2 separate regions of the Homo sapiens genome follow, and region 2 is linked to region 1. Evidence: chromatin contacts called from ENCODE Hi-C or POLR2A ChIA-PET data. All regions are on one chromosome and are shown on one strand. The core of a region is the stretch at or near the end of the contact, and the rest is flanking DNA. Distances in the headings are between cores, read along the strand shown.

The links. A loop is a pair of places that touch in the nucleus more often than their neighbours do. ChIA-PET counts read pairs that join two places held with the same protein, here RNA polymerase II (POLR2A). Pooled maps may share reads with other maps.
Region 2: a loop to region 1 is called in a pooled map, with 2.5 times the contacts of the local background. The contact joins the enhancer-like site here to the promoter of OSTM1 in region 1. A Hi-C loop is called at or near these places in 1 of 168 maps with a recorded cell type or tissue (breast epithelium) and 4 of 50 pooled maps. POLR2A ChIA-PET finds 5 or more read pairs at or near these places in 2 of 52 experiments (HCT116 and activated naive CD4-positive, alpha-beta T cell).

Annotation. Positions count from the first base shown.
Region 1 is chr6:108,073,323-108,077,057 of GRCh38, reverse strand. It overlaps OSTM1 (osteoclastogenesis associated transmembrane protein 1), which reads left to right and starts at 2,317. Exons shown (of 6, transcript NM_014028.4): 1 at 2,317-2,808. The coding sequence starts at 2,407. RefSeq lists a silencer at 2,107-2,546.
Region 2 is chr6:108,131,687-108,135,906 of GRCh38, reverse strand. All of the region lies in intron 1 of OSTM1-AS1 (OSTM1 antisense RNA 1), which reads right to left. The region is part of intron 1 of LOC124901368 (a long non-coding RNA gene); the gene reads left to right. Among named protein-coding and RNA genes, the nearest start is that of OSTM1-AS1, 10 kb to the right of the region's middle. RefSeq lists an enhancer at 2,228-2,307. Within about 2 kb of position 1,831, at least 21 of the 41 ENCODE cell types and tissues checked have a DNase peak (open chromatin) inside an H3K27ac peak, as active enhancers do; they include HCT116 and breast epithelium, where a contact is called at or near this core.

The sequences.
Region 1 (3,735 bases), core at 1,068-3,567:
GGGAATGGAAAGGAAAGGAAGAGGGAAAGTGTCTGTAATTTCCTTAAGTTTTTTTTTTTTTTTTTGAGCAGGAGCACAGTGGTGTGATCCTGGCTTACTGCAACCTCTGCCTCCCAGGTTCAAGAGATTCTCCTGCCTCAGTCTCCTGAGTAGCTGGGATTATAGGCATGCATCACCATGCCCGGCTAATTTTTGTATTTTTAGTAGAGACGGGGTTTCACCATGTTGGCCAGGCTGGTGTCGAACTCCTGACTTCAGGTGATCCGCCCGCCTCGGCCTCCCAAAGTGCTGGGATTACAGGCATGAGTCACCGTGCCCGGCCCCTTAACATGCTTTTTGAAGCCATCCTTTTACCACTACAAACAATATTGTAATGAATAAGTGTCTATGACAAGGTTGTGAACTTGCTGCATCAAAGAGCTTGTGCATTTGCAAGGTTGTTGGTTCTGCACATTGATTTCCATAGAAGTTAACAATTTACACATCCACCTGCAACACAGGATGGTGCTTGAAAGAATTTAAAAGAAAGATAATTCTAATACATAGAAAGACCTAAGAGTTACATGATGACTTTTGCAAAACTTAAGACAACTTATTTTCTCTTTTGGAAATACGTTTATTGTTACACAAATCAAATTTCCTACTATTCAGTTTCTTAGTAACAAAAATGAAACAAAATTTAGCTATCCCAAGCAAATTTAGGAACATAAAACAATAACCAAACAGACGGGGTAAAAAGTAACTATAAGAACCCCCAGGCTGGGCACAGCAGCCTGTGCCTGTAGTCCAATTGTTTGGCAGGCCGAGGCAGGAGGATCCCTTGAACCTAGGAGTTCGAGGCCATCCTGGGCAGTCTAGCGAGACTATGTCTCAAAACCAAACCAAACAAAATACACAACAACAACAAAAAAGTTTTTGAAGAACCCTCAGAAACATAAATTAGGACCCTAAGCTAAGTAGACTTTAGTGCAACAGCTCTGCAATTTACAAGGCAAAAATTACAACCCTGAAAAGCAGGATGACACAAAGCCCGGAAATAATTTTCTACCAACCTGGTTGGTCAGATACTTGTCAGAAAACTGTTTTCCAGGTTATGAGCTTAAATTCTTTTTACAGACTGGCAACGGTATCAGGACGCTTTTTAGAGTGTCCCCTGCTATTGCCTCGGGCATGTCAGAAACTGGATAGGAGTTTCAAGTTGAGCAGTTTGTCCAGGATTTCCTGGGCTTTAGCACTGAACGCGCTGCGTCCCTGGTACCCCTTCAGTTCCAAGCAAACCTGCTTGTTGGCCACTGTAGGACCAGACTTACGTCAAGTACAGTTGCCACTACACAGATGTGGCTACTTACATTTAAGTTAAATACTTTTTACTTTTGAGATGGAGTCTCACTTTGTCGTGCAGGCTGGGGTACAGTGGCGCGATCTCGGCTCACTGCAGCCTCGACCTCCTGGCTCAAGCCATCCTCCCCGCTCAACCTAGGACTACAGGCTTGCGCCACCACGCCCAGCGGCTAATTTTTGTATTTTTAGTAGATACGGGGTTTCGCCATGTTGGCGAGGCTGGTCTCCAACTCCTGGCTTCAAGCGATCTGCCTGCCTCGGCCTCCCAAAGTGCTGGGATTACAGGCGTGAGCCACCGCGCCGGCCCTAAATTAAATTAAAAATTCAGTTCCTCAGCCGGCTCAACACCACACATGTGGCCAGTGGCTGCCTTAATAACGCAGATGTAGAATATTTCCCTCATCTCACAGAGTTCTGACAACGCTGAGGCAGACAGTTGAGAGTTTTTTTAAAAACAAAAACAAAAAGCTTGGAAACCGCTAGTCTCCACCACCTATAATAACCAACGGGCATTATTACTCTCTCCAAATGGGATGAGGAAAAAACTACGCTAAGGAACACCATGCAGAAAATCTGCCGAGGCACAGGCCAGCGGGGTTTCTCTGCGAACGCAGCCGACGGCCATTTCCACAGCGGAGGCCGTCGTCGGTCCAGCGAGGTAAGAAACTTGTAGGACGCCCGGAACTCCCAGAGGGTTGGGCGTTCAAGGGTCAGGACCCCCGAGATGCAATTGTCCAAAGCGGTGGGTGCTCGTGGTCACCGGCTGGCGAGCCTCGGCTACGGATACCCCAATGCACCACTCCGCCCCGCCCCGCGCCTAACGCCGGCTGGAGAGCGCGCGGCCGCAGGGTAGGCGCCCTCCCGCACGCGCGAAGGCCTGCGGCCCGGAGGCAGCCGGCAGCCAATGGGGCGGGGCGCCGCGCGCAGGGGGCGGGGCCGTGACGCGCCCTCCTCGTGACCCGGCTCTCGGCCTGCGCTCGCGGAAACCGGAAGCGGCGGCTGTCCGCGGTGCCGGCTGGGGGCGGAGAGGCGGCGGTGGGCTCCCTGGGGTGTGTGAGCCCGGTGATGGAGCCGGGCCCGACAGCCGCGCAGCGGAGGTGTTCGTTGCCGCCGTGGCTGCCGCTGGGGCTGCTGCTGTGGTCGGGGCTGGCCCTGGGCGCGCTCCCCTTCGGCAGCAGTCCGCACAGGGTCTTCCACGACCTCCTGTCGGAGCAGCAGTTGCTGGAGGTGGAGGACTTGTCCCTGTCCCTCCTGCAGGGTGGAGGGCTGGGGCCTCTGTCGCTGCCCCCGGACCTGCCGGATCTGGATCCTGAGTGCCGGGAGCTCCTGCTGGACTTCGCCAACAGCAGCGCAGAGCTGACAGGGTGTCTGGTGCGCAGCGCCCGGCCCGTGCGCCTCTGTCAGACCTGCTACCCCCTCTTCCAACAGGTCGTCAGCAAGATGGACAACATCAGCCGAGCCGCGGGGGTGGGTACAGGACCACGTCCGGGACTGTGGCTCAGGAGAGTTGGGAAAGGAGGAGGGTGTAATGATGGTCAGCGCTGGGGGCCTCAGTTTCCCCAACAGTAAGAAAAAGGGGTTGGACTGAGTCTGTAGAGTTGGGTCATCAGAAAAAGGGGGTGGCATTATGGGGCTTGGGATTTGGGTTTTTGCTTCCAAGAATGCTGTTGGACATCTTTGGTTCATATAGGTGTGATTGGTTTTCTTGGGGGTCCTGATTCCCCAACCCTCTTGCTCTTCCTCCACCCACTCCACCACGGCTTCTTCTCATCTTCACCTGGAGTTGCCAGGAAGGATCCTTTTCTGAAACAAGTGGGGTGGAGACACTGGTAGTGGTTAGAAATTTGAGCTTTGTAGCCAGAAATGTTCATGTCCACCAACTTCTAACTATGTAACCTTGGATTAATTATCTTCTCAGAACCTTAGTTTCCTCCTCTATAAAGTGGAAAGAACATCTGCCTAATGCGGCTGTTGGAAGAATTAAAAGAGATATTGCCTGTGACTTCATCTTAGTGATGTGAACAGTCTGGAGCTAGCTAGCGGCCAGGACTCCAGTTCCACTCTGCTTATTAGCGGTATACTATGGGCAAGTTACTTACATTCTCTGTGCCTGTTTACTAATCTGTAAAATGGGGATAAAAGGAGGTTTTAGAAAACAACACATAGTAATACCTCTAAGTAAATGGGAGGTAAATTTTTAAGAAATTGTAAGACTGCTCTTCATTCTTCATACCTTAAGGGTTCTCTAGGTGTGTGGTAGCTGCTGTGAGGCACTTAATTTTAAAAAGAAAAACAGACAATTCCTGCTCCTAAGTACTTTATAAAGTTTAGACTAGGAAAAGATTAGAGTGTCAGGGTTGGTGGGAGTCACGAGGTGTGGGCCGGATATGCTTG
Region 2 (4,220 bases), core at 582-3,081, 59 kb before region 1:
AAGAAAAAGAAAAACAGGCTGGGTGCGGTGGCTCATGGCTGTAATCCCAGCACTTTGGGAGGCTGAGGCGGGTGGATCATTTAATGACAGGAGTTTGAGATCAGCCTGGCCAACATGGTAAAACACCATCTCTACTAAAAATACAAAAAATTAGCTGAGCGTGGTGGCTTGCACCTATAACCCCAGCTACTCAGGAGGCTGAGGCAGGAGAATCGCTAGAACTTGAGAGGCGGAGGTTGCAGTGAGCCAAGATCGTGCCACTACACTCCAGCCTGGGTGACAGAGTAAGCCTCCTTCTCAAAAAAAAAAAAAAAAAAAAAAGAAAAATGCTAATGATATGGTATTAAGGTATTAAAGTAACAAAAAGTAGAATATAATCTGAACTATGTAAAAATTTGAGGGGACATAGAAAAATGAATAGACACAATTAAAATATTGCATTAAAATATTAAATAGTAGCAATTAAATTTATAAAATTATAATTTAATTTATAAAATTACAATATTGACAGTATTTAAAGGTTTGTGCTTTTTGATAATTAGCTCTGATTTTGTTTACAACCAGAAAACAATGATCAAATAGCTGCTGTTGTCCTTGGGCTAGGAATCCCATTCCCTTGCAAGTTATCTCAGAGGAGTGCTCCTTTAGCAAAATTATTTAAAGGATTCTCCATTTGGTTCCACTTTAGGCCGGGCACCTGCTGTTTGTTCCCTCAGTATCTCCTTTACATTGCCCTCAAAGATGCCAAGGAACTAGAGCAGTGTCCACAACTCATCTGCCTAGTTTGGCAAATCTACCAAAAATAAAACTCAATTTTTTTTAACTTTTTAAAATAAATTGCTCTGCTCTGTCAATATTATGATCACAGTGGAGCTTTATCTCGTTTTCTGGCTTTTCCACTGCAGTTTGTTTTTCACTGACACCATTAAAATATTTCTGAACCCCAAAAGATCACTCTATCCAGAAAAAGTCCTGCTCATTTGTGAAGAGTCTTTAGGTCCCTCAGGCAGTTTACAGCTCAGCTTCTGCAAGGGCAGTGTATTTTGGAGCATTTCCTCAGGGAGATAACTCCGAGGTATACGAGTTCCCGGCCCTGACTCGGAGGGATCCGAGTTCCTTGCTCTCTCAGCATAAAGGCTGATAGCTGTTGCAGTTGCAATTTTCTCTCTAAACCCAACTCCTTTTGTTGACTTGCAGAGGCTTACATTCCAAAAAAGGTAATTTGAAAGTGCTGCTGAATTTAGATGCATTTTGCTAATTTGTTTTTATTATGCATAGAAATATTGGTATAAAAGGTGTTTCAATTATTTTCTAAGGGAGGGACCTATGTATTCTCTGCAGCCACAAAGCTTTTAAATGGAGTTATTTTTCTCGGCCTATAGCCGCTCTCCCTTTTAAGTACCCCAGCAGAAAAAGTAAGTTTACTGCTCCTCGCACAATGGGCCTCTTCACTTTTCAGGTTTGGGAGACCTGGGTGACCTACGAAAGTTAATTAGAAGGTTAACAAAGACGAAGACAGAGTCGAATCCATCGTTTCTCCTTCAGCCAAAGATGTCATCCATTAATTAGGGAAATCGTTAAGGTGGCCTTTATAGAATCCATAGAAAATCTGTCGTTGGCGGTCGACAGTTTTGATCAGATTTTCCTCTCCCCAATAATGCTATCCTTAATGGTACGAAAAGCAGAGGGCCGGGGCAGGGAGAGGGGCGCGGGGAGGGGGTGGGAAGGATGTGTTTCAGCAACAGTACAGTTAACCAGCCGCCGGTGCTGACGGCTTTGATTCTCAGGCTGCCCCGCATACTTGCTCCATGATGTAATCCTTATTGAACCTGGAGGCCGAGGGAGCGGGAGGAGCCGTGCCACCGCCTCGCCGCCGCAGGAGGCCCCGGGAGTTAATAGCGCCGGCCTCTGGGGGAAGCTGCGCCTGGGTCCGCAGCCGAGGCTGCCACTCAGCTGCCGGGAGGCGACTCGGCCCCGCAGGCCCTGGGCTGGGGCAGCTCCGTGTGGGGGCGGCCCTCCAGCCGTGCGGTGGGGCCCGGCTCTGTCTCCGTTGCTTTGAGGCTTTCTCCCTGTCTCTCTAGGGCTTCGCTGGTTTCTCTCTCCTTTTCCTTTGATTGTCTGGCACCGAAACACCAGCTGAACGAAGGAAGAGTTCCAGTCTGACAAGCTGTTTGCGAATGGAAAGTCTGGTGTTGGTGGTGGCACAGACACGCCCTGCCTGCCATGCCCTCGCTCGCCTTCTCTCCTGCACGTACAAGACTGTATCTTTCAGTGTGAATATCATGTATTTAAAGGGTTTCGGTTTGAATATCATGTATTTAAAGATGGTGTTAACTCTGAGTATGGGATGCCTTTAGTTTTCAATGTGGATTTTTTTTCCTTCTTATTATGTTAACCATTTGAAAGTGTACAGTTCAGTGGCACGAGGTACGTTCGTATTGTTGTGAGACCATCACCACAGTCCTCTCCAGAATTTTTTCATCTTCCCAAATGGCAACTCTGTATGCACGGTGGAACTTATTTTTGAAACTACATGGCAGGGTTGGTTCCATCTTTTTCAAGTGATCATCAATGGATTCTCTTTAAGGAATTAGCATCTTTTAATGGATTGGAGTTTTTGCGTAGTTCTCTATGGCAAAAGCTGGAACAATGTCACATGGCCCTTGTTTACCATGCAAAAAATGTCAGTGTACTTTTGGCCTCTCACCAGATTGATATTGAATGAATATTGCACAAAACCTTGCCTCGACGGTAAATTGCCATTTTGGTTTGCTTTACTTCCCTCATGGCAGAGTGGATAAGAGGTGCTGCCCCTCAGCAAAGAGGGAAGTGTCACTGTCCGCTCCTAGCAGCACAGAGGAAAGAACCACAGACAAAATCATATCTGGTGACACCACCTACACCCAGGCCCAGTGGCTTCCTCAGCTAGGATGGAGAGGAACTTCTCTCCCTGTCGTCTTCCCAGCCCCATCTCCTCCCCACCCTGCAGGAGGCCAAACTTAGACCCAGTAGCCCTTTAGTGGGACCATTCCTCTTTTCCTGGCTGTGAGCTGGGAAAAGCGGGGAAAATGAGGGAGGGTGGTACGCTCCCAACTTCCCAGAAGAAAAAGTAGTAATTGTCAAAAATCAGCCTAATGGGCTGGGCCTGGGTGCAGTGGCTCACGCCTGTAATCCTAGCACTTTGGGAGGCCGAGGGGAGTGGATCACCTGAGGTCAGGAGTTCAAGACCAGCCTGGCCAACATGGTGAAACCCCGTCTCTACTAGAAACACAAAAATTAGCCTGTAATCCCAGTTATTTGGGAGGCTGAGCAGGAGAATCACTTGAACCTGGGAGGCGGAGGTTTCAGTAAGCCAAGATAGAGCCATTGCACTCCAGCCTGGGCAACGAGAGCGAAACTCCATCTCAAAAACAAAAAACAAACAAACAAAAAAAATCAGCTAAATGATGATAAGTGCATGGAAACAACTACATACATTATGAAACATAAGCCAGAGCTCTATTTGTCACCAACACCATAGTTTAAACAAAACCCCACCATTCCCATATCCAAAGAATCTCTATTTCCCCCGAAAGCTCTGTGCCTTTGATTTCAGTTTTATTGCATGTGTACTTAGCACACCTATGTTGCTAAATTGCTCTATATTCCTTTGCAGGTACAGCTAGAAGAGTATAAAGGCCCTCAACCAATTGAACTAAGAGACTGTTAGTAGTCAATTGGTGTAGCTCTGGGGCTGAGCTACATAAAGTGGCCCCATCCAGCTCCTCTGTCCCCCTAACTTTGCTTGATGATGTACCATGTCTGCCCCTAAACAGCATATTAGAATTACCTGATGGGCTTTAAAAAACTCCCAAGACCTGAGCTGCACCTCAGACTGATTACATAAGAATTTCTGGTGGGGGAAACTAGAGTATGGTATGTTTATTAAAGCTTCCTCAGGGGACTCCAATGTGCACTTATATATCTAAATCTAAGGTGATTTATGTAGTTGAGATTTATGAGATGAGAACTATGCTAGTTAATTTCTTTTTATTTTTTAGAGAGGGTCTCTCTCCATCACCCAGGCTAGAGGATCTCGGCTCACTGCAACCTCTGCCTCCCAGGTTCAAGCCGTCCTCCCATCTCAGCCTCCTGAGTAGCTGGGACTACAGGCACACACCATCGTGCCTGGCTAATTTTTGTATTTTTAGTAGAGACGGGGTTTCACCATGTTGGCTAGG